Regions from separate parts of the Mus musculus genome. Here region 2 is linked to region 1. Evidence: chromatin loops called from intact Hi-C (ENCODE). Cell type or tissue: gastrocnemius. All regions are shown on one strand. Each heading gives the region's core, and the rest is flanking DNA. Links, peaks and the distances in the headings are about the cores only. Region 1 overlaps Uros (uroporphyrinogen III synthase). Region 2 holds the start of Edrf1 (erythroid differentiation regulatory factor 1).

Evidence for each region. Hi-C counts contacts between places; a loop is a spot of excess contacts. Peaks named below come from ENCODE experiments on the same cell type or tissue, not always from the same donor. Only the 100,000 strongest peaks of a DNase experiment are listed, where the experiment ranks them.
Region 2: a loop joins it to region 1, with 2.5 times the contacts of the local background. A loop is called at or near these places in 7 of 42 quality-filtered maps.

What each region holds. Positions count from the first base shown.
Region 1 is chr7:133,692,639-133,707,595 of GRCm38, forward strand. Uros (uroporphyrinogen III synthase) reads right to left here. Exons shown (of 10, transcript NM_009479.3): 2 at 9,692-9,831; 3 at 9,201-9,284; 4 at 8,176-8,272; 5 at 6,506-6,580; 6 at 5,031-5,105. The coding sequence starts at 9,754. Among named protein-coding and RNA genes, the nearest start is that of Uros, 9.2 kb to the right of the region's middle. In gastrocnemius, for the core only: no CTCF peak of the experiment used is centred there; no DNase peak of the experiment used is centred there.
Region 2 is chr7:133,629,346-133,646,366 of GRCm38, forward strand. Edrf1 (erythroid differentiation regulatory factor 1) reads left to right here and starts at 8,330. Exons shown (of 25, transcript NM_178115.4): 1 at 8,330-8,578; 2 at 9,562-9,770; 3 at 11,335-11,401; 4 at 11,949-12,074; 5 at 14,303-14,427; 6 at 14,648-14,804. The coding sequence starts at 8,468. In gastrocnemius, for the core only: CTCF peaks have their summits at 7,558 (motif pointing left) and 8,495; DNase peaks (open chromatin) are centred at 7,056, 7,560, 8,241, 9,207 and 1 more place; H3K4me3 peaks cover 2,436 bases; H3K27ac peaks cover 2,063 bases.

The DNA of each region.
Region 1 (14,957 bases), core at 5,178-13,177:
GTTCACCCAGGAGGCCATCTGAAACAAAGGTAGTACAGTCCTCCTTGGCTTCTTTGTCTCTTTAAACATGACCATCTTTGATCCTATGCCTTTTACATTGTAAATATTCTCTCCTTCAAAGAGAGGGCCAGTGAGAGGACGCTGTCTATAATGAGTGACCAGGTTAAACGAGTCAACAGCTATAAGTGCCCACAGCGATGCCTGTCTCATAGTAAATAACTGTTAAGTAAGATAACTAGGAGGTGGCTTTGTTACAACACACTCACTAGAAGTAGATTTGTAACTTTTAAATTGGGCCACAAAGTTTACTTCAAGAGAAACTCATTAATGCCTTGGTAAACAAAACCTGAGGTGAAGGTCTTCATTAGCAGCAGGTAACTAGGACTTTATTGGTATATTCTAATTGCAAATGCAAGATTTATTAGGCCTACAGACTTGCTGGTAATAAATTAGAAGTCACAATGGCTTTGCAAAGACTGCACCCCAGGGCTGGCGTCGAGACTCATTGGTTAGGGGTGCTTAAGCCTGATGCTCTAAGTTTGAACCCTAGAACCCGCATGTAGGAGAGAACCAATCCCGGGAGACAGGGCAAAGCATGCCACTCCCCACCCTGCCACGCCTGTGCCAGATGCCTGGGGCACAGTGTGAGCACTCACAAATGGCACTGGCCCTCTGCCTTGGGCTCATAAGGCCTTATGATGAACAATGGCTTCAGCACATCTGTCCCCTTCCAAACAGATGCATCTAATTTGAGTATGCTTAAGATCCGCCCTAGAGAAATGCAAATCAAAACAACCCTGAGATTCCACCTCACACCAGTCAGAATGGCTAAGATCAAAAATTCAGGTGACAGCAGATGCTGGCGAGGATGTGGAGAAAGAGGAACACTCCTCCATTGTTAGTGGGATTGCAGGCTTGTACAACCACTCTGGAAATCAGTCTGGCGGTTCCTCAGAAAATTGGACATAGTACTACCGGAGGATCCCGCAATACCTCTCCTGGGCATATATCCAGAAGATGTCCCAACTGGTATGAAGGACACCTGCTCCATTATGTTCATAGCAGCCTTATTTATAATAGCCAGAAGCTGGAAAGAACCCAGATGCCCCTCAACAGAGGAATGGATACAGAAAATGTGGTACATTTACACAATGGAGTACTACTCAGCTATTAAAAAGAATGAATTTATGAAATTCCTAGCCAAATGGATGGACCTGGAGGGCATCATCCTGAGTGAGGTAACACATTCACAAAGGAACTCACACAATATGTACTCACTGATAAGTGGATATTAGCCCAAAACCTAGGATACCCAAGATATAAGATAAAATTTGCTAAACACATGAAACCCAAGAAGAATGAAGACTGAAGTGTGGACACTATGCCCCTCCTTAGAATTGGGAACAAAGCACCCATGGAAGGAGTTACAGAGACAAAGTTTGGAGCTGATACGAAAGGAGGGACCATGTAGAGACTGCCATATCCAGGGATCCACCCCATAATCAGCTTCCAAACGCTGACACCATTGCATACACTAGCAAGATTTTGTTGAAAGGACCCAGATGTAGCTGTCTCTTGTGAGACTATGCCGGGGCCTAGAAAACACAGAAGTGGATGCTCACAGTCAGCTATTGGATGGATCACAGGGCTCCCAATGGAGGAGCTAGAGAAAGTACCCAAGGAGCTAAAGGGATCTGCAACCCTATAGGTGGAACAACATTATGAACTAACCAGTACCCCGGAGCTCTTGACTCTAGCTGCATATGTATCAAAAGATGGCCTAGTCAGCCATCACTGGAAAGAGAGGCCCATTGGACACGCAAATTGTATATGCCCCAGTACAGGGGAACGCCAGGGCCAAAAAAAATGGGAATGGGTGGGTAGGGAAGTGGGGGAGAGGGTATGGGGGACTTTTGGGATAGCATTGGAAATGTAATTGAGGAAAATATGTAATAAAAATATTAAAAAAAAGATCCGCCCTAGAGACAGGTGGAAGCAAACTGTCCCATTTATAGAGCAGGCAGTTATCCCTCATAAACACACCCCGATCTGTCCTTTACACCTTAGGTCTACATTTTGAAAAGACAGACTTTGGTGCTATATACAGCTGTATGCCAGGTCTGGCTATGCCTCTAAATCTAGCTGGGCACCTGTATCCTTATTATGCCCTTTTAATAGACCAATGCACACGGGCAGAGTGTTGCCCTGAGTTCTAGGAGCCATTCTTCCAAGTTACTGACCCCCAGGAGGGGACCCTGGGAACAAGATCTGGAACCCAGTTGGACAGAGTATGGGTCCCTTGGACACTCAATATTTACACCTAAAGTCGGGGGCAGTCTGGAGGATGGCACCTTTTCCTGTGGTTGGTTCAGAGATAAAGGACAGTGCTGGGCATGCAGCTGGGGTCTGAAGAGTGGCAGACCTGGCTGTGGGTGTGAGGAAAGCCCATTTAGTGCTGGTAGCAGTCTCCCCACACCAAGGGCTCGCTGCTTTCACTGCTTAGTCCACCTGTCTTCCCAAGCCTGGCTGAAGTGGGAGCTCCCAAGAGGCAGGGACACTGGAGGGTGGGGCCTGGTCCCTGGACTCTCACAGACCTGAGACTGAACTGACGTAGTCTCCTGTGAAGTAGCAGACACTGTGGGAGTGGGAAAGACAAGTTCTGTCCATGCCTCAGGTGCCCAACAGGCCTCTGCCAACGAACATGGGGCTCAAGAGAATGTAGGCTTGGTTAGCCACCTTGTGGCTAGAGCTCCCTCTTTGAAGAAGAGTGATCAGAGGGGGCCCCCCTGGGTATCTGCAAGCTGGAGGTTCCCCCAGCACTCCCCCCACCCCACCCCCGGCAAAGCTCTGCTACACCAGGGTCAGTCCTTAGAACTCTCACCTCAGTGGGGTGCCCTCTTACTCTTAGTCTGCCTGGCCAGTAGTGCTTGAAGGTGAGTGGACACAAAGCAGGGTTCAGTTAGGTTTGCTGGAGGTGATGGGCAGGGCCGAGTCTGAATTCTAACCCTGTAACCTCACAGCGTTCATCCTTGGTCCCAGAGACTCAGAGCACACTAAGAAAGAACTTCCAGAGAGGACAGGAGCCCCTCACTGTCAGGCACAGGGGCACTGGCCGTTAGTGGCAGCTGAATTACGAAATGTGCCCAGTCTGCCTGAGGAATTTTCTTTAATTTAGATTCCTGCGACAACCATGTTGAATGACACATTTGTCACTAACACAGCTCCTCCCTTCCTTGGCTGGCTATGAAGACTGGCTCCTGAGCACACTGGGGACTTGTTAACACTAGTTGTCAGTGTTGGTGCTGGGCGTTTAATTAACAGAAATGTAAGTATTCATTTTTAAATTGTTTTTGGTGCTGGGGAATGAGTCCAAGACCTCATGAATACTAGAGAAGGACTCTGATTCTCAACTATATCCCCAGCTTTGAAACTGGTTTTGAAAGACAACTGATATGATACTAATATACCCTCAAAGAGCTAACATAGATTGAAGTGCCAGGGTCGGGGGGATACCCACAGGGGCCCCCACCTGCTCAGAGGAGAAGGGGGAGAGGGATGGGGAAGGAATGTGGGAGGGAGTGACAAGGAGGGGGCAGTGAGCAAGATAGAAAGTAAATAAGTAAAAAATAAAAATAAATAAAAAATAAAAAAATTTAAAAATTAATAGAAAGATGCTCTAGACTCATTTCTGTGGCTATGATAGGCTCTCTGACAAAACCCGACTTAGGGAGGAAGGGGTTGACTTCAGGTCATAGTCCATCACTGAGGGCAGTAAGAGCAGGAACTTGAAGCAAGAAACTGACTGTAGAGGAATGCTCCTAGCTGACTTTTTCACAGACGTAGGCTTAGCTAGCTCTCTTAGGCAACCCAGGACCACCTGACCAAAGAATGTTGCCGCCCACAGTGGGCTGGACCCTCCTACATCAATTATCAATCCAGACAATCCCCCACAGACATATCCACAGTCCAGTCTGATCTCGGTAATTCCTCGACTGCGATTCCTCGGGTTACTCTAGGCTATGTCAAGTTGACAGTCAAAGCTAATCAAAACAGCTGTCTATTTCCATATTGCAAAAAGTGGAGAGCCAGAAACTTGCTGAGGGTCTCTACCATTCCCTGCCTGCTTCTGAAAGCTGCTCGTGGCTCTGCCCAGGGTCTGTCTACAGTCTAGGAGGCCTCAGTCCAAAAGGCAGGGCTGTTTTAAGGAGCAGCTTCCAGAGGAACATTACAATGTAAAAGCTAGAGAGCCTTCTGGCAATAAGAGCATCTTAGGGCAGGAGAAGCTCAGAAGACTTTAGCACACACGTTTGCAAATCACAAACGCCAATACCACCTTGAGAAGCTACAGCTCATAACAAATATACTCTGTTTTATCCATCATCGTTTGAAAAGCATTGGAAGTCCTTCTCTCTTCACCCATTCAATGTGCTAAGGGAAAAGAAGATGCCCAGCTCCTAACCTCCGAGGAAAGCCACAGCCATGCCAGCACTCTAGCCCAGCAGCTCCCCAGGCAAGTCTCCAGAAGGGTCAGCCAGCATGTTACAGACCCAGTGAGAGGCAAGAACCAGAGTTTATATTCCCCCTGTTCTCCTGTTCCAACCGCAGGGTCTGATAGCTCTGACAGAGACCTGCCTGCAAGGCTGGAGACACCTGGCTGCTGACCTTGTGAGCAGGTCAGAGTTCCTCTGCTGAGACTGCGCAGGACTCTACTTCAATCCCTGTGGCTGGGTGACACGCTGCAAGTACCTGTGTCTACAGCTGGCTTAGACAGACGGGGAAGAGGGCAGGAGACACTATGTACAGAGGACACACGCAATCTTCCTGTCCTCACTCCAAAATCTGCACTCTACAGATCTCTCCTCTGTGTTCCTCAGAAGCCTAGAGCCCATCAGTAGCTTAAGGTAAATCACTGTCTAAATCCCAGCAGCCCTAGAGCCGGTCCACATGCTGACCAATGGGAAGTCAGTTCTTGTCCCGAGAGCACGGTGTGCGGAGGAGGGTGGCTTTCATCTGGGTCTGTCTTCACTTACTTGAGCAAATATATTCAGCAAGCTTTTCTGCATTTCCACTGCCCGCTCCTTCTGCATCCAGACCAATTTTATTCACTAAAAAACAACAAAGAGATGAATTCCTTTTTCAGGTATTGAAGCTCTTTCGTTCCCGCACTACTTTTTTTGGTTTTTTGTTTTTTTGTTTTTTGAGACAGGGTCTCTGTGTAGCCCTGGCTGTCCTGGAACTCAATTTGTAGACCAGGCTGGCCTCGAACTCAGAAATCCTCCTGCCTCTGCCTCCCAAGTGCTGGGATTAAAGGCATGCGACACCACGCCCAGCCCTGCACTACCTTTAAAGTGCAAATGTCCAGGCTGTTCTCCCACTCACAGCGAAGTGTCCTCTGAAGCCAAGTAATAAGACCATGGCTGTCCTTTCAGAGGGTGCCCTGAGCACACCTCCCCTAGACAAGGGTCTTTGTCTTGACTGGCTTCTCTGAACCCCACTTATCTACATGAGCCAAAAACACCAGCCCTGTAAGACTGCCTTGGTGCTCGTGTGATAATGAGGTCAGCTGTTGGCCTCTGCTTATCAGACAGTCAGCATTTGGAAGCTGCTAAGTTCTGCAAGCTTCTCTTTGGAGAACCCTCATTTCATCAGGGAGATGTGATCAGCTTCCATCGGGAAATGAGTAATGGGCTCGCGTAGCCAGACTGGAATGGAGGGGGCAGAGGGAAGGTTTCACAGCAACCAGCAAGGACCCGCAGCACTGCAGACACAGGGAGTTTAGGGAGGGTGCTAGCCCGGCCCCTCTCTCTATGTGGCACTGGAGCTCCAACTCACAGAGATCCCCCTGCCTGCCTCCTGAGTGCTGGGTGGGATGAAAGGCGTGTGCCACTACACCCTACAAGCTCTTGACGAGAAGAAGCAGACAGATGAAGGCTTCTCGCCTTCTCCAGAAAGTGAACACTCGGCTAATCTGCCGAGGAGATAGACAAAGGCAGGGCCCACTCAGGACTGCCACCTGCACAAGGGAACACACGACTTCCAGAGGAAAGAGGTCTGTTGGGCCTTCCATTCAGGAGCTAAACAACCAGGACCTGTCACCACCAAGGACAGCTTCACTGGGAACACCATGGGCTTTTTACTCAGGGACTATTAGAAAGGTACTGAGTCTGAGAAAAACGTCTTATGCAGGTGTGAACTCTGTTCAGGACCAGTGAGTCAAGCAGCCTAGAGTTCCCAGGAACCGAGCTGAGGCAGGACGAACTGCTATGAGGCTGGTGGTTAGTGTAGTCGGCACGTGTGACACGCCCCACCCCCATTCCCATCTTACCGTTTCATCCCCCCCCCCCCCCCCCGTTTCAGTTACTCTTGGTCAATTATGGTCTGAAAAGACTAAGTGGAAAATTCCACAAATAAGCAGCTCACAGGTTTTGGATTGTATATAATCTGAATATGAAACCTCATCCATCTAGCCTAGGATTCAAACCCTCATCTTCCCATGACTCCTTACCTAGAGAAGCGGTGGCACTTCCAACCACGTACACAGACTTGGCATTCCATCTGTCTTTCAGAGACTTCTCCCAGGCTGCAAAGCGTGAAATTACGTATGAGCTATACATACAAAGTGGCCAGCTAAATGTCACTGTGGTAGTTTGTATTTTCATTCTTAGACCCCAGCCTTCACTTCAGCAGGAAACTTGGCTCTTGGGATCTGAAGTGAGCCATCTACTTGTGCCAGGGGACAGCAGCAGCAGCAGCAGCATCACCCTTAGTCCCTCACTACCCACTCTGTCCCTTGCAACATCCTGGATGCTCCTCTATGGGGCTCAGAGTATATGCAGTGTCCATCAAAAACCTGTGGCTCAGAACACCTGGCACCGAGCAGACAGATGACATGTTCCAGCTAGTAATGAGAGTAACCTCATGGTTTGGGTGTGATGACTCTTACTCCAAGGCCAGGTCACTGAGGGCAAGGAAGATCAAGGAGCCCACAGCAGCCAAGATGGCTGCATGAATCCAGGCCTTATAGGACTTCAAAAACCCCAGCACCCCAGGCCTTATAGGACTTCAAAAACACCATCTCCCAATTGCCTCCCTTCACTGGAAGACCTCTCCAAGCCTGTGTCTTTTTTTTTTTTAAGATTTATTTATTTATTATATGTAAGTACACTGTAGCTGTCTTCAGACACTCCAGAAGAAGGCATCAGATCTCATTACGGATGGTTGTGAGCCACCATGTGGTTGCTGGGATTTGAACTCAGGACCTTTGGAAGAACAGTCAGTGCTCTTACCCACTGAGCCATTTCACCAGCCCCAAGCCTGTGTCTTGACTGTAAAGTGAGGTCACAGAGCTGTGCACACCCCAGGACTGTATTTGGCACTCAGTCTAAAGTACAACAGGTACCCCACTAGAGTCAGCTAAGTAGCCAGCCAGGCTGCAGCCTGGCTTCAGGAAACGGGTAGGCTCACCACATCCTGCTGCAATGGAGAGGAAGAATAGCCATGCTGCAAAGGGCCCAGTGGGGCCGGGAAGCATCCCCTGAGACTGAATGCTCTCATCGTCCTCTGAGTAAAGCGTCACTTACCCTACTTTTAGGGTAGGACACACAAGTGACCATTTAGAAGGTAATGGAGGGCTTGTGAGATAGTTCAGCCAGCACGGCTGCTTGCTACCACGCCTGGTGGGCTGTGCTTGGTCCCTGGGACCCATGAGGTGGAAGGAAAGAACCGGCTCCTGTGGACTGTCCTCTCACGTCTACACACTTATCATGCCATGCACCCAATAAGCAAGTAAGTAAATAATATTAAATATAATAAATTAAACAGCTAGTGAGAGCACGCTCTCAGCCATGGCTGCCTGGGGCCTCAGGGGGCACCTGTGACCCAGCTCCCCCAGGCACTCGGCTCTGTTGGGCATGCAGCTCCCTCTGGACTCCAGTGTCTCAGAGGAAATGGGAGCAGGTAAGAGTCTGCTGGACTCCAGAGCAGACCCACGCTCACCTTCAGTTTTTTTGTTTTTGTTTTTTTTTTTTTGGTTTTTCGAGACAGGGTTTCTCTTTATAGCTCTGGCTGTCCTCCTGGCTCACTTTGTAGACCAGGCTGGCCTCGAACTCAGAAATCCACCTGCCTCTGCCTCCTGAATGCTGGGATTAAAGGCGTGCGCCACCACGCCCGGCTCACCTTCAGTTTTATTGTCCTTCTCCAAACACAGCTTCACTGCTTCCACTGCCCTGGGGCTGGTGAAAATGAGTCCTCCAAAGCCTTCAGGATGAGACAGCTGCACCAAAACCAACAGAGGCTGGCTTAGACCCACCTCTCAAAGAGCTACGGCCCCAAAGTCCAAATGCATCCACAAAGAAGCAGACAACTGGGTCTTCTACCCGTTCATCCCTCCACCCACTTGACACTTGTTTATTGCTATCTATGGGCCTGAAGCCATTCTGGACTGTGGGTAAGTCCGTTTATTGTCACAGCTCTTCCCTCAAGAAGCTCCTTCTAGGACAACCCGGGAGATACACAGAGCAGAGGGTATGACCCAGCATGGGCCATGTCAGTGCAGTAAGGCGCAGGCAGGAGGGAAAACTTGATCTGCATTCACAACACAACCAGACTCTGAAGGAGGTAAAACCCAGCTGAGGCCTCAGATACAGTACTTTGCTGAACACTTCTGAGCCAGGCACTGAGCCACTGTGTATTGAATCTTTGGTTTTTGCAGTACTGGGTACCAGACATCCATGGGCACACTCAGCACACCCTTAGGCCACCACCAATCTGTAACACTTTGAGACTTCACTGGACCTGATTCCTGCAGTATCTGCTGAGCAGAGCAAGGTGGTGGGCAGAAGCCCTGGGCTTACATTCAGCCCGGCCTTCCTGGCCGAGAAGCCTGGCATGAGTCTCTAACAGAGCTCACTCGAAGGTCAGAAGCGCCTGCCTGGTAGTCTGTGCAGAGGCCGGAAGTGGACTACATGGTCCCTACCTGTGAGAGCCATGCTGGTGATCCCCAGGCCCTATCTCCAGGGCCCATGGCCTCCTGACAAAGGAGACAGCGCCTTAGGCAGAGAAGCCGATGAGAAGTCTCCCCACAATCAGTTAAGTGTGTACTGCCTTTGTGGTCATGTCTAATGGTAAAATGAGGTGAACATTCTCATGGCTTGGTAGGGCAGGAATTGTACAGAGAGCAAGCCTTAGCCCGGGGCTCTTACCTTTTCTGACAAACTGGGGAGAGACATAAACTCAAATGACAGCACAGGAATCAGTGTGGCTTCTAGGCCACACAATCGCAGCTCCTGCAAACGAAAGAATGTCACTCTGGGAGGCTGGAGAGATGGCTCAGCGGTTAAGAGCACAGACTGGCTCTTCCGAAGGTCCCGAGTTCAAATCCCAGCAACCATCCATAATGAGATCTGATGCCCTCTTCTGGGGTGTCTGAAGACAGCTACAGTGTACTTACATATAATAAATAAATAAATAAATAAATAAATCTTAAAAAAAAGAAAAAAAAAAAGAATGCCACTCTGGGTTGACCAGGGCTGTCTTGAAAATAAGGGAAGTGACGTCATATTAATCACCAAATGTTATCCGGAAACGAGGGAGCACAGCATCACATTAGCTAAGCACCAAGTTCACCGAGTGTTAGCATTCCCATCCCAGCCTTCAGGAGCAAGGGGTCACGGAATAAGGCTCGGCCACTTACCTGGATATATGGATCCAGGCCGCTGTCATCCTCCTTGGCGTCTTTTAGTAAGAGAACCTTCATTGTGCCTGGCAGTCCTTCTAAAAGACGCTGCTGCGGCAGAGCGAGGAAATGGATCTTACTTAGATCTCAGACTGTTCCTAGGTGATGTTGGAAGGAGAGAGGCAAGAGTGAGGCAATCAATCGCCTGTGCCGAGCTAAACGGGCTTGGTCTTTCTCAAGCCCTCTGTCACTGATAAGGCTGAGGGAGATCGTGTTAGCCGCTGATACTGCCTGGAAAGGCAAGTGAGAGCCATTAGTGAAACCAAGTGTCTATGCCAGACAGTGGCTAGCCAGAGACACATGGTGTGTTCTGGGACATACCAGTGGCAGATAGAGAAAGGAGCATCTTAATTTCAGGAGGTAAATAAATGAGTAAGGAAGCAAATAAATAATTATTTCCTTTTCAAAATGAATAAGCCACGCCACTCATAAGCCCTTTAGGAAATAGCTATATTGGCTTTTCCACCTCAAACCATGCCTATTAAATGTTAACCAAGTTTCCCGAGGTGATCTATCAACCTAGACATAAGCTGTCAACATGTACTACCCATAAAAACTTACATAATTCATACCCCTTCTTCCTGTGAGAATACATGCAAGACAGCAATCAAAACAGTACACAAAGACTGGCATAAAAATTTCATTCCAGGCTAGATGTGATGGCATACACCTTTTTAATCCCAGCACTTGGGAGGTACAGGCAGGTGAACTCAGGCCACCTGGATCTACACAGCAAGTTTCAGGCCAGCAAGGGCTACATAGTGAAACCCTGTCTCAACACAGACAAAGACTTTCTTGGTCATGTCTATAATTTCCAATAACTGGAAACAACATAAGTATCCAGTGAGAGGCTGGTTAAGTAAACTATGATGTAGGTTTTTAAAAACCATTAACATCTTGACAAATAACCGAATTACATGGTTATCTAATCAAACATGTTAAGTAAAACATGCATGAACACTTACATAAGTAGTTTGGCTTTATGTTTAAATATATGAGAAAATACACACCAAGACATTGATAGTACTTATTTCTGAGTAGGTATTAGTATGGTTTTTCTTCCTTTCTACTTCTTATTTATTTATTTATTTATTTTATTTTATTTTATTTATTTTTTTTTTTCGAGACAGGGTTTCTCTGTATAGCTCTGGCTGTCCTGGAACTCACTCTGTAGACCAGGCTGGCCTTGAACTCAGAAATCCGCCTGCCTCTGCCTCCCAAGTGCTGGGATTAAAGGCGTGCGCCACCACGCCCGGCTCCTTTCTACTTCTTTATTATCTAAAAGTGTTATGAGCATTATCTTCCTGTTATATGAGAGATATTTTTAAAATCACTCAATAGTCTCACAATAAACGCCAGTTAAGTTGTACATAGTGAACCTAGTTGAGACCCATCCAAAGAAGACACTTGGAAGCAGAAACTAATGAGCTCTGGGAGGCATGGATCACAAGTGACTTCTCGTTACACTGATGGCTGGAAGAGTCCATCCAGGGAACATTAGGAAATCTGGCCCAAAATGAATCGCTCTACATCAGTAACCAAATCCAGCTAACTGGATAAGGATTAGGAAAGGATGTTCAAGCTATTGCTGCCGTCGGTGTCAGAGAAATGGGGGAGAGGGTGAAAAACAGATAGAATGGTTCCTACTCCTTCCCTAGATCCTCAAAATGTCTCCCCGCTAACTGGGACCCCACCCCCTGTGGGACCACACCCCACTAACTGGGACTCCGCCCCCTGTGGGACCACACTCCACTAACTGGGACTCCGCCCCCTGTGGGACCACACCCCACTAACTGGGACTCCGCCCCCTGTGGGACCATACCCTGCTATCTGGGACCCTGCCCACTGTTGGACTATACCACACATCTTTATGTCACTTCAGTTTTCCAAGCTTACGACAGTAAATCCTAATTTCTTATTTTACTTTGTGCTCTGACTTGTTTTTTGGAGATAATATACCACACTGCAGTATAGCTCAGGCTGGTTGGAACTATGTGGCCCAGGTTGGCTTTGAACTTAAGGTAATCCTCCTATATCAGCCTCCAAAGTGCTAGTATTACAGGCATGTACTGCTACACCTCAATAAGTTAAATCTTGGTTGGATTGAAAAGAGCTTAGGAGACCCGTAAAGCACATGCCGGGTGTATCTGTGAGGGTGTTTCCAGAAAGGATTAAAGGGAGAACCTGCCTCAGAATGCACCCTTCTAGAGAGGCCCGGGTGGAAGAAGGGGCAAAGGAGAATGCCACGCCCACGCCTCCCGCTCTACAGTACCAAATCTTAGCCCCATAAGGGTCTAACCTCTAAAACCTTGAGCCAAAATGCATGACCACTTCCTCTACGTTGCTCTCTTCTGTCCTCGCGCCACAGCTATGGAGAAGCAACCAACAGCTGGTTTCCACCTGTTTGCAATGGTTACCCAAGGGCTGCTAAGAAGGTACTTAGGAGATATGACCAAGTCCACCACTGACAGACTTTTAGGAAGGGAGACGATCCCAGATAGCTTTGGGAAGCCTGACTCAATCAGTCCACAGGCATTACCAAGAACAGCATGGGGCTCCCCAAAGCAGGAATATTTTCCCTCCAGACCCAGCTTCAGCCTGATCAGAGCCTGCGTGTCCCGTTGGCCTGCCCTTCTTGTTGGTTTGTACAGTGGATCCCAACCTGCCTTGCCAACCGCACAGTTATGCAAGGCAATTTTCTCCAAACGCATCTCCTAACACATATCTCTTCTTGCCTGTCTCTTGGCTTCGACTCTAATGCACCTTCCAATGGGAGCTCTAGGAATCTGGTATGACATTTAGTGGCAAGTAAAACTTAGCATTTTTCTGCTGAAGAATGAACTCTTCTGGGGCCCACAATGCAAGCAATGGGAGTGGGGATTAAAAAGCCAAAATATGGTGCTGTGGAGAACAGGTAATCCTGTAGCCTTGCTGTGCTCGACAACCGCTGGTGTGCCTGTCCTGGCACACTAGACCCGGGTTTCACAGAGGACATGCCTTAAAAAACAATGAAGTCAATCTCTCACTTGTCTCTCTAGTTGCTGGACAGTCCTCTTGAGAATCAAGTCTACAGGATTTACTTGCGGTTTCTTGGTAATTTCAGGTACTGACAAGTGCTGTGAGGTGACGAGATAGTACCTAGGGTTCTGACAGCTTAGGTCTTACCTCTCCGGGTACCAGGGAGACTGTTCTGGGAGTCAATGGTGTCTGAGTCGAAACCTGAACCACAACAGCACAGGGTAGAGGAACAGACCATGCTTTGCAAGCATCAGGCCCTGGATTTGACTCCTGAATTGGGCAGTAAGGAGAGATGCTCCAGCGTTAGGCAGAGAGCCTGGATGTCTCCGAGAAAGAACAGGTACGCTCAAGGAGGGCTTGGGGTCTCATTTAACCCAGAGTGTGGCCTTATTCCTGGGAGTTAGTTTCAGATCTCCTTAAGGAAATGCAATCGTTTCCCCCGGTTCTAAAGATGCCGGGTAACCTTAAAGTGTGTATTTCTACGGTATGAACAAATACTTCTGGGGAAAAAAGCCTTCAAAAAGCCAGTGTCTAAAAGGACACCAGCTACAATGTACCCCCAAAACTTTCTGGACTAACCCAACCTGGAATCCTGAAGCAGCAAGCACGTTTTACACACTGCCTTCCATGCACAACCATCCCCATGTCGTGACTCCATTACCCTACCCCTATTATTCACAGCCAGTGCTAGTTCTATGTACAATTTGTTTTCCTTTCTCAAAATTTTATCACAAAAATTCTCTTGGCTGTCAGATTCAGCTGCTATCTTGTTGCTGGTAGTTACAGAAAGCGTCCTAGGACCTCGTCCTTTTTCGACTAGCAAGCACATCGCCTGGCAAACCTTTTATTTCAGAGAATGCTCGCTCACAAAACATGCTGAGCACCAGACACATAGGAAAGTTAGTAACGTTTGAAGTGATAGGGACAGACAGGATAGATTGTAGTCCAAAGCTGAGAGCTGAGAACCCAGGGCACCAGGTGTCAGGAGGGGAGGGAGAGGATGGGCTGCCCTCCTTTCCTTTTGCTCCCTGCAGCCCATAGATTAGACAGTGCCTACATGCTCTATGTACTCCACTCAGCCTTCAGATCCACATGCAAGTCCCTTCTGGAAGCACCTCCACAGGCACACTGGGAAGACACCCAACCAGCTAGCTGGGCATCTCACAATCCAGTCAGGTTGACAGATCAAATTGTCACGGTGGACTAAGCATTTTACAATCCTCACTTAGCCTGCAAAGCAGCTTAACAAGAAGGAGAAACCAAGTCTTTTAATCTGCCCATGGTCAGCAGAATAAATGATAGAAATAGAATCAGGATCCAGATCTGAAGCCCGGGGCTCATTCTCCTAACCACTGGCTACCAGCTGACCTTTAAGTCAAATTCTGTGCTAAAGAGGAAGAGTGAGCCAGAAGTTATCAGTCCGTTGCCTAAGGTCCCTGCGGTCAGCACAGCACAGGTGAGCCATCTATTTACAGGTCCATGGGCTTGATATCAGGAATTAATCAGAGGATACAAACAGGCCTTTCCTTTTTTCTACCCTGCAAAGTAATATAGGCTCCTGGTGGAAAAATTTTGCAAATTACAAAAAAATAATTTTACAAAAGTAGTTAATTGTATGATTATAATTAAAAGTAGTTAATTGTATGATGTATAATTGCACTTCTAAGCAGATCTCAAAAGAACAAAAGCAGAGACTTGAGGTATTTGTACACTCATGTTTATAGGAGCACTGTCTAATAGGTAAAACCTACAAGCAAATCTAAGTGTCTGCAGACATAAGATTAAATATGAAGGCCATGTGAGCCATGGGAACTGTTCAGCCTTAGGTAAGAAATCATGGTCAGGCAGTAGTGGTGCATGCCTTTAATCCCAGTACTTGGGAGGCAGAGGCACGCAGATTTGAGTTTGAGGCCAGCCTGGTCTACAGAGAGAGTTCCAGGAAAGCCAGAGCTACACAGAGAAACCCTGTCTTGAAAAACCAAAAAAAAAAAAAAAAAAAAAAAAAAAAAAAAAAAAAAAAGAAAGAAAGAAGGAAAGAAATTATGATGTCTGAGTACTTTGATTACAATTAAAGCCCTTTGTTAAATTATACAGATGACAGCCAGGGGGCAGTGAAAGGTGATACTGGGGAACTGGTTCTTTTTGTCTATGCATGGGTACCCTGTTAATGAAAGGTGTTGTCTTCTACTGCTTTTAATCTCGTTTT
Region 2 (17,021 bases), core at 5,064-13,063, 63 kb before region 1:
ATCTGGGGATGGGTGGTTAAGTGGGTAGGAACAGTTGCTGCACAAGCACAAGGACCTGTGTTCAAATCTCAAGCATGCAGAGCTTGCAAACATGCAGAGGTGTGGCTGCACCTATGCCTGTAGCCCCAGCGATGCTGGGGGCAGAGGAAGACTGAGCTCACTGGATGCCAGCCTAACTCCAGACTCACTGGGAGACCCTCTCTCAAGAGAATAAGGCAGAGAACAACAGAGCAGAACACATGATGTCCTCCTCCGGGGTCCACACATATACATAGTCATTCCTCACCCCACTCCTGAGAGACAGAGACAGAGTGAGACATACAGAGACAGAGAGAAACATAGACAAACAGTGAGAGGAACACAGAGAGAGTCAGAGAGAGAGAGAGAAAGAGAGAGAGAGGTGGGGGCAGAGACAGAAAGAGAGAGAGAGAGAGTTAGTGGACACAGCTTGCCCTTACAAACACTTGTCTGTATTCTGAAAGCCCATGCGGAGAGCTTGCCAAAAAAATCCAAGTTCATGGATGTCTAGAAAACAAATCCCTTCCAGTGTGAGGGCTAGGGGGAGGAGGTTTCCAAATGCTCTGCTTAAATGTTATTAATTTTAGAATAGAAATTAAATAATTATCATTTCATAAATAAGGCATCAGGCAGTTGTGACCAAAGCCATCTTGCCATTATATCAGTGAATTGTGCATCCAATCTTTTATTGTGCTTCAAAATTGTCTACTCTCGTCAAATTAAAGTGTGAAGCAAAGTATACCTCATTAACTTGCTAATTGTTCTTGACTTAAAGATAGCATTTAATTGCATCTAAAATAGTCTTCCTAAAGCCAGGCATGATGATGCATGCCTATAAATCCAGTACATGGCAGGCAGATGCAGGGGGAGGGGCAGGAATTCAAGGTAACCCTTGTCTATCCAGAAAGTGTAAGGCCAGCTTGGGCTACATGAGACCATGTCTTGACTATCCCAAACAAATCAAATAAATGATCTAAATAAAATAAAATAAATAGATAAAAGCACTAGCTTATAAACTTTTAAAATCACACATCATTAAACACGTGTGACGTGTGTGCTGACCACATTATATGCATGTCTGTGCGCATGAGTCTGTGAGTCTTTGCATGCATGCAGGGGACACAGGAGAATGTTGGGTGCCCTGTTCTGTCATTTTCTGCCTTATTCCTTTGAGACAAGGTCTTTCATCAAATCCTGAGCTAGCTTGGTGGTCAGCAAGCCTTGATCCTGCTGTCTTTGTTCTCCACAACACTCTGGCTCCAGTTGAGCACATGCCTAGCCTGACTTTCTACGGAGGTACTGAGACCAGAACCTAGGTCCTCAAGTTCCCACACCAGGTGACCCATCTCTCCAGGCCCAGTTGTTTATTTTTAAATGATTTTAGATGGCTGCTCCTTTTAATCCATCTTAAAGGATACTTAGAGCTCCTTAAAAGAATTCGTTGGCCTTGGGCCTTACTGTATTAGTCTGAACGTTCTGTTGGAGCCACAAACCACACGAGGCTTTAAACTGAGGCTTGGCTGCCTACGTATCCATATCCTTTAGAAGCCAGTAGTCCTTCTCATGGATCAGTCACACGGGACTGAGGACTAAGTTAGTCGCCTGTTTCCCCATACAACTTGTTTTGTCATACATCCAGAAGAAAGGCTGCCAGACTGTTGTCATAGAACAAACTTAAAACCAGGATGAGTCACAGGAGGGGGGAAGACCTGCTGGCTGGCTGGCTGGCTGGCTCTGAAGAGAGTCTTGCAAGCAGATATGAGGTAAACAGGTGGGTTGACAGCTGACAAGGAGATTAACTAGGTGACCTGAGTTGGTCCACTAGTAGTATCAAAGGACACATTAAAGTATGAATAGATTTTCCCCCCCAACACTGCCAGTATGACAAAGGATCTACAGCCAGGCTGCCCCCTTGACCATGTGGATCCTCTCCCCTTAGCATGCAGTCTACCTAAGCCAGAGCTGCTGTGTGCTGAGAGCACCCACTGTCACTAAGGATGCAATTTGAACTCTTGTTTGTCTTCATCTTTTATTCCCTTTTTTTCCTTTCTTTTCTTTTTTCTTATACAAGTGTGTGTGAAATGTGCCTGTTCACATATGTGTGGCTGTATGTGTGCATGTACATGTGCACATATGTGTGCGTACACGTGGATGTCCAAGGCTGGCAATCATGTGTCTCCCTTGATTGCTCTTTACCTTGCACATTGGCTCAGGGTCTCTCGCTGTACTGGGAGCTTGGCATTTTGCTTAGCCTCAGTAGGCAGCTCACTCAAAGGATTCCATTCCTTCTTCTTACGCAGAGCAGCTCAGCCACCTGGCTTTTGTGTGGGCTCTGTGTCTCTGAACTCAGGTCCTCACACTCGCATAGCAAAGCCCTGAATAAATAATAAGCCATGGACTTATCTTGAGTAACATACTCATCGAACGTTGTAAAGATTTCCAAATGTCTATCTGCAGAAAAGCTCCCTCAGTAGGCTGAAATTCTTTTGAAAACCAATCATTGCTCGAGCGTCACTTCTATCTTGAATGGACAGATGAAGTCTGTTGGGGAAACTTTCTCCAAGTAGCTTCCTAATGAACCTACTTGTCACCACGTGGAACACTGACAAAAAAAATAATAACTCACTCTCAAGCTTGACAACTCTTATTGGTGGTTTGTCACTGAGGACCTGTGACCTTTGTGTGTAATAGGAGCTGCTTCAAGGTCATTCTTTCCCCATTGCACACCAGCAAAGAAGATCTCTAAAAAGCCTGGTTTTGTCATTGAGTTTAACCTTGCTAGTGCCATCCAACAGACTTCACTTTGTGACAGTGCTGTGTAGTGGTCACTGACAACCAGTGTCCTGCCTTGGGGGGAAGCCTTGTTCTCCCCTACCTCACTAATGCAACAGTTGGTCATGTGATCTTTGTTGTTGTTGTTAAAACAAAGCAAATGGCGGGAGTGCTTGTCACTGACCAAAGGCTTAAGGACTAGCAGCCTGGGTCCTGGATACAGATGACATGGACTCATGGAACTCAAATGCAGCACTGGGTATATTTACAATAAATATTTGGTATATTCTCACTCTACAAATGTTTTCAGTGTTCATCTGAAATTTTGTTTTGACTTACTGGCCTATTTGTTGCCTAGCAACCAACCCTCACATGCAATAAGCACTACTTTCATTGCATATGGAGTCTCTGCCTGGTATGCCACTGACCAGGGCCCGAGCAAGGGTACACATTTAGTAGTATTTCTTTTTGTAGGATGCTGTGGTTCTTCCTGCAATCCCGGGAACTGCCTCTGGAGGTCACTGTCCTAAATTGTGGTTTATAGGCCAATGTGTTCTAGGATTAGCAGTCTGATTAAAAATGTAGAGTTCTTGGGCTAACCCAGAGATATTGATTTCAAAACTGATGGTGGCTTGATAGTCTGCTGTTTAAGCCAGCTATTATGAAACAAACTGAGGTTCTAGCTGGGCACAGTGGCCCAGCACTGGAAAGGCTGACCCAAGAGGATTGAGTTCCAGGCCGGCATAGGCTGTGTAAGGAAACCCTAAGAAAGAACAAAAAACAATGAAACTCTACTGGCCTACATTAGTAGTTTACACCTGAGTAGTAGACCTGAGCACTTGTCCAGCTTTGCTTCTCGTGAAGACTGCACATCTCTCAGTGATGCAATTCTGTTTGTCTTTCTGGATCACGCCACTCTCTTTAAAGAAGGAAGAGGTGGGTCCTGATCATCTCAAATCCAACTTCCAGCTCTGAGCACAATCATGAGTCAGAAGCTCAGGGCTTCCCGTGTTCAGCAAGCAGAGAGTGGGGTTGGCTACGTGTAAGACCCAAGGTAAGCGAGACCCACATTCCAAAACACTACCAAGGGTTAACAGTCTCCAAGGCCAGCATCCTCCGCTAGTTGCACAGCAACTCCAAGGGCACTGGATTCCCCCATTAGACTCAGCAGCACCCACAACTGCTCTCAGCCCTCACACAGTTCTCTTTCTATCAAGGTTTTATAGAGGATTTCTAACTCTGTTTCAAAAAAGTATTGGACAAGCATGAGTCAGCTCTCGGTAATTCTTCCAATTATGAGAGCACCCTGCAGGCACCGAGACATCTCGGCAATGCACCTTTGATTTGAAGGGATCTAGGATCCACAGGGTTACCACAGAGCAGGGCCTATTTTGATGATGGGGCACTAATGAGGAGACTGAGAGAACCACAGAGAACCTCAAGAGCCTGGAGCCTCAGACTGAAGGAAAGAGGGCAGAGGGAAAGCAGTCCTGAGAAGCCTCCCTAGGCCGTGCTGAAGCTGGGGCATAACAACAGCAATGAGGACTGAGGGTGACTGTCCTGGGATGTGAGCCTTGAAATAGCAGCAGGTATCAGGATAAAAGGTTAACTTCCAAAATAAATGAATAAACTACCAGTCTTTTTAAAAAAATAAAGACAATGAAAAGCCAAAAAGTTTACTTCTAAAATAATTTAGTGTTGTCTTTGCTACAATACTTTTCTGGAGGGCTGGAGAGATGCCTCAGTGGTTAGGAGCACTGACTGTTCTTCCAGAGGTTCTGAGTTCAATTTCCAGCAACCACATGGTGGCTCACAACCATCTGTAATAGGATCTGATGCCCACTTCTGGTGTGCCTGGAGATAGCGACAGTGTACTCAAATATATAAAATAAATAAATAAATATTTTAAAAAAACCAGTGAGTAGCAACTTATTATACTATCTGAATAGTGTCTCGTGTTCAATGGGAGTCTGGAGAGGTGGCTCAGTGGTTAGGAGCACTTGTTGCTCCTAAGATAGACTTAGGTTCAATTCCCAGCACCCACATGACTGCCCACAGCCATCTGTAAGTCCAGTTCCAGGGGATGTGACACCCACTTCTGTCCTCTGAGAGCACCAGGCATGCACATGGTGCACATAACATACATACGGATAAAACACTAACACACATAAAAAAATAAATCTAAAAAAAGGAAACATAGTGTTTAATGGAATACATTTGAGGATACATTTTTTTCCAAAACAATATAAAAATATTACATGCTACAAATAACTAGATGCATATTTTTAAAATAATGGTCTCACTGTGTATCTCTGGCCAACCCAGAAATCACTACATATCAGAGGTCTGCCTGCCTCTGCTTCCAGAGTGCTAGAATTAAAAGTATGTGTCACCACCTGGTAACGAAATCAGTCTATTACTGACTAGCATTTCCCTGAGAGACTCATGCATGGTGAGGGAAATTTTGCAAACTACGAAGCTCTAGCTTACAAACCGTTTCAGAACGGCACAAACCGTGCATCAATATTAACTTCAATAATTGATGACACCGGTGCTACACTACATTGAGCTACTTTATAAGACATTTTTAGCCTGGATTTTGAGTATTAAAATATTTTTGAGTGAACTACATTGTTTTTTGTGTTTCCAACATTTTGAAAGCACTTTAAAATTGACAGTACCAGTCAATTTCCCCTACATTGCCTAAGGGCTTAAACAGCTCGGTTTGCAGGTGCAGAGCCTGCTGCTGGTGAAAAGGCTGATCAGACAGAACGAAGGCCTTTGAGTCCAAAGGCGGCAAGGGAGGCAGATTCAAACGTTGTTTTCTCGTGTGTGACAAACACAGGATAAAGCTGTACAAGTATAAGGGACCAAGGATGTGTGTGAAGAAAACGTGGGGTGTATCAGAAAGGACTTATTAGAGTGACCTGAGCGGAATCTACAAGATGCGCAGGAGTAAGCTAGGGAACTCAGAGAAGGAATCCTAAGCACAAGAAAAGCACCAGCAACTTAGAGCTGTGGTGGCACACAGTAAGTTAGTCATCCACTCCACATGTGTATCCTAAGCAAAGAGGCCATGAGGCACTGAGACGGGAAACACGAGAGCTCAAAGCCAATGCGACTGTCCAGGGAGGCATGTGTGACAGAGACCATCCCAAGGAGACGTATGTTAGGCAAATTCTGGCAGCTGTTCTTGTCCTAACGTTTGAATGATGGGAGGAGTGATCTGTTTCCTCACAACACTGGATTTCAATCACTTACATTAGAGGCAGTGATGATAACTTTTAGAAGCCTACAGCATGTGTTTGATTATGGGGGAAAGGCTCTTAGAGCTGGAGGAATGTATAAACTTTATGTAACCCAGATGTGCCTGGTTTCTCCAGGCCTCAGGGATCACTCTCCTCTCCCAACTAAATTAGTCCCTGCCTGTGTGTGGCTTCTTGAAACCCAGCCCCTGGCCAGACCTTCCTCCATAAGTCTGGGGGCGGCGGGGGGGGGGGGGGGGGGGGAGGGGGGAGGGGGGAGGGAGCTTGATTGGCTTGCCGGAGCCCTGAGCTCTCATGAGCCCCTTGGTGTTGTCAGACTCCTGTTCTGTATACCGAGCTCTCACTTCTGCTTCCTTCATTTCTCCTTTTTGTAGGGTACTAGTAGCACATTTTCCTACTAAGCATCATTAAAAAGGATCCACATGTTAGCATCTCAAGAAATTTGTACAATATTTGAGTCCCGAAGAAAAAAAAACCCACTACTATACTACCTCAGTAAATTCTTACTGATACATCGTTATTAATAAATGACAAAACTGTAAGGTTATCAGAACCTAACTTATATTTGTAGAAGTGTTAATAAAATTAAATATGAAACAAGAAAGAAAAATAGAAAAATGTTAGACTAAATGTAAATCATTTCTTTCTTACATGAATCTGTTCATTTAGAGACACAAAAACAACCAGAGATTTCCATTTCAGAAACAGATGGATTTTCAAATTGGGACCATATTACTTTTTAAATATTTGCTTATCATTTAACATACTATGATGTGCAATTTAATTTTTAAAAATATTCCTGTAAAAAAAAATATTCCTGTAACGTGAGTTAATGGATATACAGGGTTTATTTTTAAGTACTCAAAGTTTAATCTTTTTGTGTTAGCTACATAGGTCTTATTCAGATCTCTGTATTATTATTGTGTGTGTGTTCATGCCACAGGACATGTGACGGCCAGAGGGGAGCTTTCCAGAGTCAGTTCTCTCCTTCTACAGTGGGGTCCAGGGATGACATGGAACTCGGGCCCTCAGTTTTGTTTGGCACAAGCTTTTATGTGACGAGCCTGCTAGCCTCTGATGTAATAAACAACGAAAAGGACAAAACAAACAAACAAACAAACAAACAAAAACTGGCTCTAAATACAGAGTAGTTTAAAAAAAAATCACAAAACATGCTTTAAAGTAAGGATCTGCAAAATATGCACCAAAAAGTTAATTCATAAAAATGTCTTGTTTTGCATGAAAGCAATTTGCAGACTGCATCTGCTTTCTCCGAGAACTCCTAAAGTTTTTCAGTTACTGGGTTTTTAGAGACTAAGGAAAATTATAACCTGGCATGGCTAAATAATTGCAAAGGCCAAAACACTGAAAACTGAAAACGTATACCTCCGTCCTGGCTCAGCCATTAGGAGCACTTTCTGCTCTTGCAGAGGACACAGCTTAGCACCCACAGCCCACAACTCCCAACTGCGTGTAACTCCCGTTCCAGGAGATCTGATGCCCTCTTCTGGTTTCTGCGGGCACTGCATGCACACACGCAGCCAAAGCACTCAAAACACATTTAAAAAAAAAAAAAAAAAAAAAAAAAACCCAAAACGTAATACCTCGACATAAAACAAAACCTTTTACCTCAAATATATATGTTTTATGAGGAATGTAGCAGTTTGTCTGTTATTGGGTGCAGGGTGGAAATGTAGCTCCGAGTGCTTGCCTAGCCTACACGAAGCCCTGGGTTCCATCCTCGGGCAGAAAGAAACCCCAGCCCTCGGGAGCTGGAGGCAGAGTGTCAAGTTCAAGGTCACTCTCGGCTATTTTGCGAGTTCGAAACCAGCCAGGGCTGCATGAGCGCTGCCTAGAAACCGATTAAACAGACTGATGGCTTCTCTCTCCTTGCTTCAGCCCCACTGATCTGAGGGTGCTGAGACCCACGGAGGTCCCCGCGCGTGTGCAACTCGGAGAAGCCCCAAGAGAGCGGCCGCCTGCGAGGGCCTTGATGCCACCAGCTTTGATTACGCGAATACCCAAGGCGGCACCGCCCCACCCCAGCCACCGCGACTTTGACTCAAGTCTCATTAACTGTTTGCCAACAAAGACCGGCCACGAGCGAGGGGGAGGAGCCCGGGAGGCGTGTATCGCGAGAAGTGTCCGCCCTAATGGTGTGACAGGCAACGGCGTGCGGCAGCTCCTGCCCGGACCGCGAAGGAGGAGCCAGAGCCGGAGGACGGGCTGGACCTTTGGGTGAATCTCGCGAGATTTCATCGCGCTACCTCGAGCTCTTCCTGGCAGCCGCCGGAAGTGCGAGCCGCTGAGTGTCCGAGTCGCTCGCTCTGAGGTTCTCCTGCGACTCTGGGCCCGCGTTCCTGTCGCCGCCTCCAGGGCTCGCGCGTCTGGTCGCCTCCCCAGGGTCGGAAATGATGGGGGACCCCAAGGAAGCAGGAGCCGAGGCTTCTCCTTCAGGGGCGGCCGCCCGAGGAGGGCTCAGCCTCCTGTCCCAGGCGGACTCCGAGGAGCCTTCTGCACAGGTGAGAGGCGGCGGCGGCGGAGCGCGACCTGCAGGGGCTTGGGGGGTTTGCGGGCCTGGGAGGGGGACGTGGGGCTTCTGGAACTTTCTTCCACGCCTCCTTAGCACCTCTAGTACGGAATGAATCACCAGGCGAGCCTGTCGTCGGGTGTGCAGGCAGGCGTTTGCTTGCAATGCGCAACACCCCTGGCTTCGCACTCGGCGCCAGTGGACGGGCTATAGAGTGTGTGTGTGTCACAGCCCGCCGAAGGCAGGCAGAGGAGAGAGGGACGGACCCAGGGAGGGCACAGAGAATTTGCAACGCCTGGAAGGGTTCTCGAAGGAGAGTCGAACAGCGGGTCCAGACATTGAGCATGCCCGGGTGGGTGTAGGGTCAGCTACGGAGCTAATGTAGAATGGGATGCGATGAGCTTACCGATCAATCGCTGTGTGTTTGGTAAAAATAAACACGTCCTGCAAATGACGTTTGTCATTGACTTATGCTACTTAAAAATATTCCATTAGAACCGTACAGAAGTCTTGCTCGTTTTACATGCGGTTGACAGGACACAGTTGAGCGCACTTAGTTTCTGAGTCTACATTTTTCTGTGACTCATCGTACCGGGTTGAGTCTTGGCTGGTGTGGAACTGGTTATGCAGACCGGGCAGTCAAGCTGGACGTAGACCTTGCACTGGCCCTTGTGCCTCTGCCTCCAGAGTGCTTGAAGCTTGTGTTTGCAACTACTATGCCCAGATTTTTAAAAAGCAGGTTGGTTGGCCCCTGTCCACTTCTTGATTGATCCTTTTTTTTTTTTTTTTTTTTTTTAGTTTCGTGAAAAACAGCTAAGTAAGCGTAATTTAAGCTTGTTTATTAAGTGTTAGAGCTGACACGCAGCTGAGGCTCCTTGTGAATCCTGATTTGGTGGGTTCTTAATTCATTTTTATGAAAGTGAGATTGTCGTTCCTGGCAGTGTTCATTAAAGCTTCATTCCATATGTTATTTAGGGATCGGCCTTATTTCTTGGAGGCAACGAAGTGAAAAGCAGAGCTGTGGTAAAATACTCTTCTGCCCCTCCTCGAACAGCGTTTGCACGTCTCGAAGAAAAAACAGACTTGAAACTCCCACCTGCCAACTGGTTACGAGAGAGTGCCAAACTAGGGCCAGCAGGAACCACCATTCTTGGCAATAGTAAGAAAAGCAAGCCGTTTTCAAGGTAAATTTTAATCGCTGGCATTTCTTTCCCTCCCTCTCAACCCCGGCTCGAAGCTCTGAAAGCTGCTTCGCAGTTCAATTGGAGATGCATGTTCACTTGCTCAGATATTTTTAGTAAAAGAATATAGTTGTCATCCAAAGTCCATGGTACAGTAAGAAGATTTCAGAGGTACATGCTTTCTTCCAGGCTGCAGCATGTCACGATAACGTGTACACGTTGACTGCTCATCAGCTGTTTTAGCCTGTTGTGTCTGCTTTCATATGTGCAAATAGGATGGTATGCGAGGGGCAAGACTTAAGCTGCTGCTCGGCTTGCCCTTTGGAGTGTTTATTAAATATGATGGAGTATTTGGAAAAGCCTGAGGTTTAAAACCCCAAATGCTGGGTAACCTACACCCTTGACCCACACTGGAAATTCTACTGGTGGTTTTTAAAGTTGTGAGTATTTGGGAGTCTTATGCTGTGTCTATATTCTTGTAGGCTGTTTTAACCGTGTTTTCTTTTTCCTCCCCTGAATGATTGGACTTAAAACATTTTTATATAACTTATATAAAACTTTATATAACACAGAAAGAGCCACAAATGCATTAATACCCTGAGCTAGTAGTTTAGAGATTATCCTAGTGCCTCAAAAGGTAATAGCTTTGCTTACAAGTTGATGTAGCATTTTTGATACTGTGAAAAGTCTGAAAATGACCACATATTTCGACTATTTTAAAAATGGCTTAATTGTATTAAATGTGGTGAGTTGGTTTCAGTAGTTGTGCTAGATTTTTTTCTTTTTTAATATTTATTTATGTATTATATATAAGTACACTGTAGCTGTCTTCAGATACACCAGAAGAGGGCATCAGATCTCATTACAGATGGTTGTGAGCTATCATGTGGTTGCTGGGAATTGAACTCAGGATCTTTGGAAGAGCAGTCAGTGCTCTTAGCCATTGAGCCATCTCTCCAGCCCTAAGATAGACACTATTAACTGTTTGTACATGAGAAATGAAGGCTAACCTACTTGCCCAGAGCAGATAGAAAATCATACATGCATATGCAGTCCTGATTAAATGTCCTGACTCTGCCACCTACTAAGGGGAAAATGGTGACATCCGTTGCTTTGCAACCTTATAGATGAACTTGGTGATTTGAATGAGTTAGGTGCTTACCAGTTTTTCATTTTCTCTTTAAGCTGAGTTGATTTTAGGTACAATTTTTTTTCTTTTATTGATGTTATATCTTTATATGTTATATCCATACATGTTAACATATTTTTCTCATTTTGTTTTTCTTCATATGTGGAATTAAATCTTGAACTGTTTTGCATCAGAGAGGTTAAGGGTTTATGCTCACACTGACTGCTTTTTGCAGTTCTTACTGTCTCACTAAGTTGAAGATGCATTTTAAAGATGTGCTTCATTTTCTGTGTACCTAAGAAGAAATGAGAAGTTGGCAGCCAGATGGCAGTGGACTTCTTGATTTCCAAATGTGAGGTGTGCATGTCCTAGAAGCAGTAGACAGTTTTACTCTGTTCAGCCTTCCATCTGTGGCCTCTTCCTTCCTTCCTTCCGTAGTTTCGGCATGGCGTATGACTTCATTGACTCGGTGGGAAATGATGTGGATGTCGTCTCCGACTCAGAAGTGAGTGTTTTCACGGTGACTTTGGGGATATGCAGTGCCGCAGGGGAGGGGAGGAGGATGTTAAAACGTGTTATGCTTTACAGTCTTGCTATCAGCAATGGAATAAGACAAAGTTATGTAATTATTCAATACCTATGTTTGCTTTAAAAATGCTTTTTATCTCCTCTAAGAGGAGGATACAATTCCAAAACAGTGGGACTAATAAAAAATATGAATACTGTTGGTTGTATTTTAACAGTAATAATTGAATATGTTTAGAGTTATTCTGTGTCTATTACCATTTGAGAATTTAAAATGGTATACTAGTAGCTGTTGTCCTCCATCCCTATAAAAAGGAATTGTACTGTAATAGAATATGTAATAGTGTTGGGCTGCACTTACATTGACAGTGTAACTCAGAGTTTAAAGCTCTGCCCTCTATATGATTATTATTACGAAAAGTCTAGTTTGTGTAACCTTAAATAAGGCTTATTAAACTTCAGATTGAATGAAGTTAAACTCCATAAATTCTGGGTGATACTAATGGGGCCTCTCTAACTCTCTTAAGAACATAAAAAAGCTCCTGAAGATTCCCTACAGCAAGTCCCACGTGAGCATGGCTGTGCACCGCATAGGAAGGACCCTCTTACTAGATGAGCTGGACATTCAAGAACTCTTTATGAGGTCATCTCAGGTAACTACTTCATGCAAAAATCATTTAGAAAAGCACTCTCTTAATATGAAAGTGTGGTTTTGTTTTAAGGAAATGCCAGAGTCGGGCTAAGAGCACTTGCTGGGCAAGCACAAGGACCTGAGTCAGATTCCCAGACCTTGTCTAAAAAGCAGAGCATAGTCATGCAGGCCTGGAGCCCCATTACTGTGGGGAGCTGGAGATAGGATGGCTAGGGCTTGCTAGCTTGGCAGGAACCGGATCAGGAATGACAAAAAACAACCTTGGGGTACAGCGAGATAGATGGTGATAGAGCAGGACACCTGACAACCTCATCTGACATCCAAAACAGACCTGCACGCCTGAGCATCAAACACACGCATATGTACATATTCATACTTAAAACAGTTTTTTTTTAATGCCAAATTGGAATTGTAGCTGAGTACTTCAGCAATAAAGAAATGAGCTGTTTGATCAGAGACTTAAAAATAGAGAAAAGCTTTGTTAAAGACAAAGCATCTGGTCATGGTTGGTGGAATGCAACCAACCTCAGGCTGAGGAGACAGAAGCAAGAGTGAATCTCGAGTTCAAGGCCAGTCTGCTGTATGTAGAGTTCTAGGACAGCTGGGCCTATATAGAGAGTCTTTAAAGGGGGGTGAGGGGGGAGAGAAAAGAACAGAGAAGAAACTTCGTATAATTTTTAGGTGCATGATGGACACATCTGTGAACCACATGGCATGCCTAATAACTAGGGAGGCCAGAAGAGGGTGCTGGATCATACAGATATTTGTGAGCTACCACTTGGGTACTGGGAACCAAACCCAGGTCCTCTGGAAGATCAGTCAGTGCTCTAAACCATTGAGCCATCTCTCCAAACCCATTTTTTTTTTAAGCTGAATGTAAAACCAGGATTCTGTCTTTAAAAGGATGAAGTCAGTTTTTAAAAGAAAGGATTGGTAAATCTGTGAGATTAAAGGAACTAATTGTTTTTGAAAATTCTTTTAATGTCTATTATAGACATACTCTGGAAACATGGCTGGCCGAAACGTAAACAACGTTAAAGAGCTGTTCCTATGAGTATAACTAATTATACGAGTTGATTTCTAGCTTCTCAGGCTGCTGGTCCGTAGATGCTTTCCCCCAGGTGATAAGGACAGTTGTGACTTCTCTAGGCCTACTTGATGCTTGCCTTCCTGGGCTGCTGACAAGTACTTGATGGTTCTGCCTGTCTGTACTACCTTTTAAATATTCCTACACAGTGCTATTTTTGCTTGAACCTATCTTCATGCATGATAGATAAGTGTTCTGTCACTGAACTGTACCCATGAACACCTCTTTCCCCAGACAGGGTCTTGCTAATTGCCCAGGCTGGCCTCTAACTCACATTGTAGTTCACCCAGGTCTTAAACTTGTAATTCACCTGCTTCAGTCTCCAGGTAGCTGCGATGACAGACCTGCCTACCAGTCCTAACTTCTCCAATGCTTGGATAACAAAAAATAAGTTACAAGAAATTAATTTGATAATATAGTTTCTTTAGAAAGCAACACAGTGCAGCTTGTGTGTCCTGTACTTGGTCAGATCTTAGGGTGACAGTGAACAAGTCACAGCCCTTGCTCCTTAGTTCAGTGTGGTTGTTGAGACACACATAGGTACTTTGATTAAAGTGTAAAGCGGGGCCTTCCTCGGGCAGCTGAGAAGGTACTGTAGGAAAGGATTTCCTCTCCAGGCCTAGCTAGAAGAGAAACGTAGGAGATTCTTAGATGTGAATTGGGTGCAGAAAAATCAAAGTGTTCTTTCTATTGTTCTTCCTATAAGTGCATGCTCATGAAACAATCTGTAGAAACTAAAGAATATCTGCTTTTAGCTGAGAGCATTGGGTGAGTGAGAATCGGTGTCTTGCTTGTCACAGAGAGGAAACATCCAGCAGAAGAGCAGGAGGGACGTGAGTGTTGTTCTGGGTGGGTGCAGAAGCTCCATCCTGTCACCCTGTCACAGCACAACTCCTTAGAGCCAGGGTGAGACTCTGCTTCCCTCATGATGACCGAAAAGTAAAGAGAGAGAGAAGGGGCCAGGAGTGCAGGATCCTTTCAAGGCCACACCTCCAGAGACCTAGCTTCCTTCCTCTAAGCTCTGCCTTCTAGAGGTTCCTCGGTATCTTAGAAACACCATTGGCTGTGGGCTGAGCTTTCAACACAGTGTCCAGTATTCATCACACGTGTGCATATTTGTTCGGTAATGTCTCGTTATTCAGACTGGTGATTGGACATGGTTGAAAGAGTTCTATCAAAGACTGATCGATCAGAAGTGGCAGAGGAAGAAGAAAAGCAAGGAGCACTGGTATCAGAAGGCTATTCTTTCCAAGTTCTTGTACTACAGGTATTTGACTACTGTTTATCTTTGTCTTAGGAAAAATCAGATTCTGTCCTAAAATTTACAGTTTGAATAGGGTAAAATTTGCAGTTGAAGTTTTGCTTTGTTAACACTAACTATGTTTCTTATAGACAAGATGCATGCTTGATTATAGAGTCTGTTTTATACAGACAGGTAGGCTGTAGTATGATGTGTCACGTTTTCCTCTCTATTTCCGGTTGACTAGCATCAATGGTGATGGAGCTGCGCAGCCTGTCCCGTCTCCTGCAGAACAAGAAGAGTCATCGAGTTCTCAGCAGACACATGAGTCTGAAGGGGCCGCCTGGCCTGCTCCCTTTGAAATGCCCTCTTCCGTGTCTGAGGATCCCAGTGCTTCCAGTCAGGTTTGTCAGTCCTTGGATCTGATTCTGTGAACTCACTCAGGAGAGCAGAGCTGAACTAAGCAGGTGATGAAGAAGGGTGAGGGGTATTCACTCAGCCTCATCTCAGGGTTAGAAACAAAAATGCATTTAGCTTTCCACAGTAGAATATCCAGCAGTTAACATGAATCAGGGTTAGATTAAATAACACAAAATATTTTAAAGTAGTCAACTGATTTTTTTTTTCTCTTAAAATTGAGTACGACTGAATGTAAAGTGTATTTTTAACTCTAGATATGTACTAAGTACCTGTCATGCATTGAGTGATAGGTGTGCCTATAATTTAGGTTGTTTGGCCTAAATTGGATGATGTTCCTCCTGGAAAATGGATTTGGCCCCACATTATCATATAAAGATTTTTAAATATTTTTATTTTATATATATGGGTATTTTGCCTGCATGCACAGATCTATGTGCCAAATGCATGTCTGATATGATAGATCTCCTGAAACTAGAGTTCCAGGCAGTTGTGAGTTCCCATGTGGGGTTCTGGGAATTGAACCAGGGTCCTCTAGAGTAGCAGGAAAGTGTTCTTGACTGCTTAGCCATCCCTCTAAGTCTATGTGACGAAAGAATAGACTGTTGTCTATTTTATTTATGTTTATTTTATGAATATGGGTGTTTGCCTGCCTGCATCTCTGAGTAGTACCGTGTGCATGTCTGGTGCCTACTGAGGCCACAAAAGAGTATTCAGTCTCCTGGAGCTAGCGTTAACTGACACTTGGGAGCTGCCGTGTCCATCCTGGAAATTGGAGCCAGTGCTCTTAGCCATCCCTTCAGCCCCTAGTTACTTGTTTTTAACTTACTCTGTCTTCCGTAGGATGAAATAACACTGTAGATGCTAATTTGTGGCATTTCTGTTTTTAGGAAGATACACTAAAATGAGTCAAAAGAAATAAAAGTAGACCTTTTTACCCAAACCAGGCACTATTGTGGATGCTGACAGGAGCCTAAGAGAGCTGTCTCCTGAGAGGCTCTGCCAGTGCCTGACAAACGCAGAAGTAGATGCTCACAGGCATCCATTGGACTGAGCACAGGGTCCCCAATGAAGGAGCTAGAGAAAGGACCCAAGGAGCTGAAGGGGTTTGCAGTCCCATAGGAGGAACAACAGTGTGAACCAACCAGTACCCCCCAGAGCTCCCAGGGACTCAACCACCAACCAAAGAGTACACATGGAGGGACCCATAGCTCCAACCACAGAGGATGGCCTTGTGGGACATCAATGAGAGGAGAGGCTCTTGGTCTTGTGAAGGCTCGGTGTCCCAGTGTAGGGGAATGCCAGGAGTGGGTGGGTTAGCAAGGAGATGGGGGGTGGGATAGGGGGGTTTTCGGAGGGGAAATGAGGAAAGGGGATAACATTTGAAATGTAAATAAAGAAAATATCTAATAAAGCATTTTTCCAAAGGGAAAAAAAGTAAACCTTCTAACTTGGTAAATTGGGTTTTTGTCTCGCTGTATATTGTCATGGACTGAACATGAATTCAGTCAGATTGGCTCAGTCTTTACACATAACAGACTTGTAAAAAATTAGCACATCTAACTTGCTTTTATTTTTTTTAAAAAAAAGGCTAACTTGATTTTAATTTTAGAGATTTTAAAGTAGAGAAGGCATTCCATAAAAGTACGTATTTAAATTTGAGGTGTTTGGTTTTTCCCCAAAGAGAAAACATCAAAGGAAGGAGGTGCTTAATATGCAAGTCACTTAGTGGTTACAGGAAGAAGTAGAGGCGTATCGTTTTGTATTCGGTACTTGATGTGTTTTATTGCATGTGGCTGTCTGTAACCAGAGGATTCTTAGAACTCACATTACAGTGGCTAGAACAGTGGCTGCGTAGGTAAGCTCACACTGCTCTTGAAGGTCTGCATTCCATACCATCACCCACGTTGGGCAGCTTGCAAATGCTTTAACTCCAGCTCCAGGGGAGCCTTTGTGTTCCTCTAAGTCAGTGGACTGAGATAGTTCTGTGAAGGCAGCAGCAGGTCCATGTGTGCATCTCAAGGCCAAAGGAAGAGCATCAATGTTCTTGGTGACAGCTGCCTAGCGGCTGCAGTGCTGTGGTGTGGCATACTGTGTTCACCCAAAATGTGGGTATTTTCTAATGTAGTCCAGATTCTGGGAAGAAGAAAAGGATAGGGCTACAAAAAAAGACCCTGTCTCAAAAGAAGGAAGAAGTAGTTTCA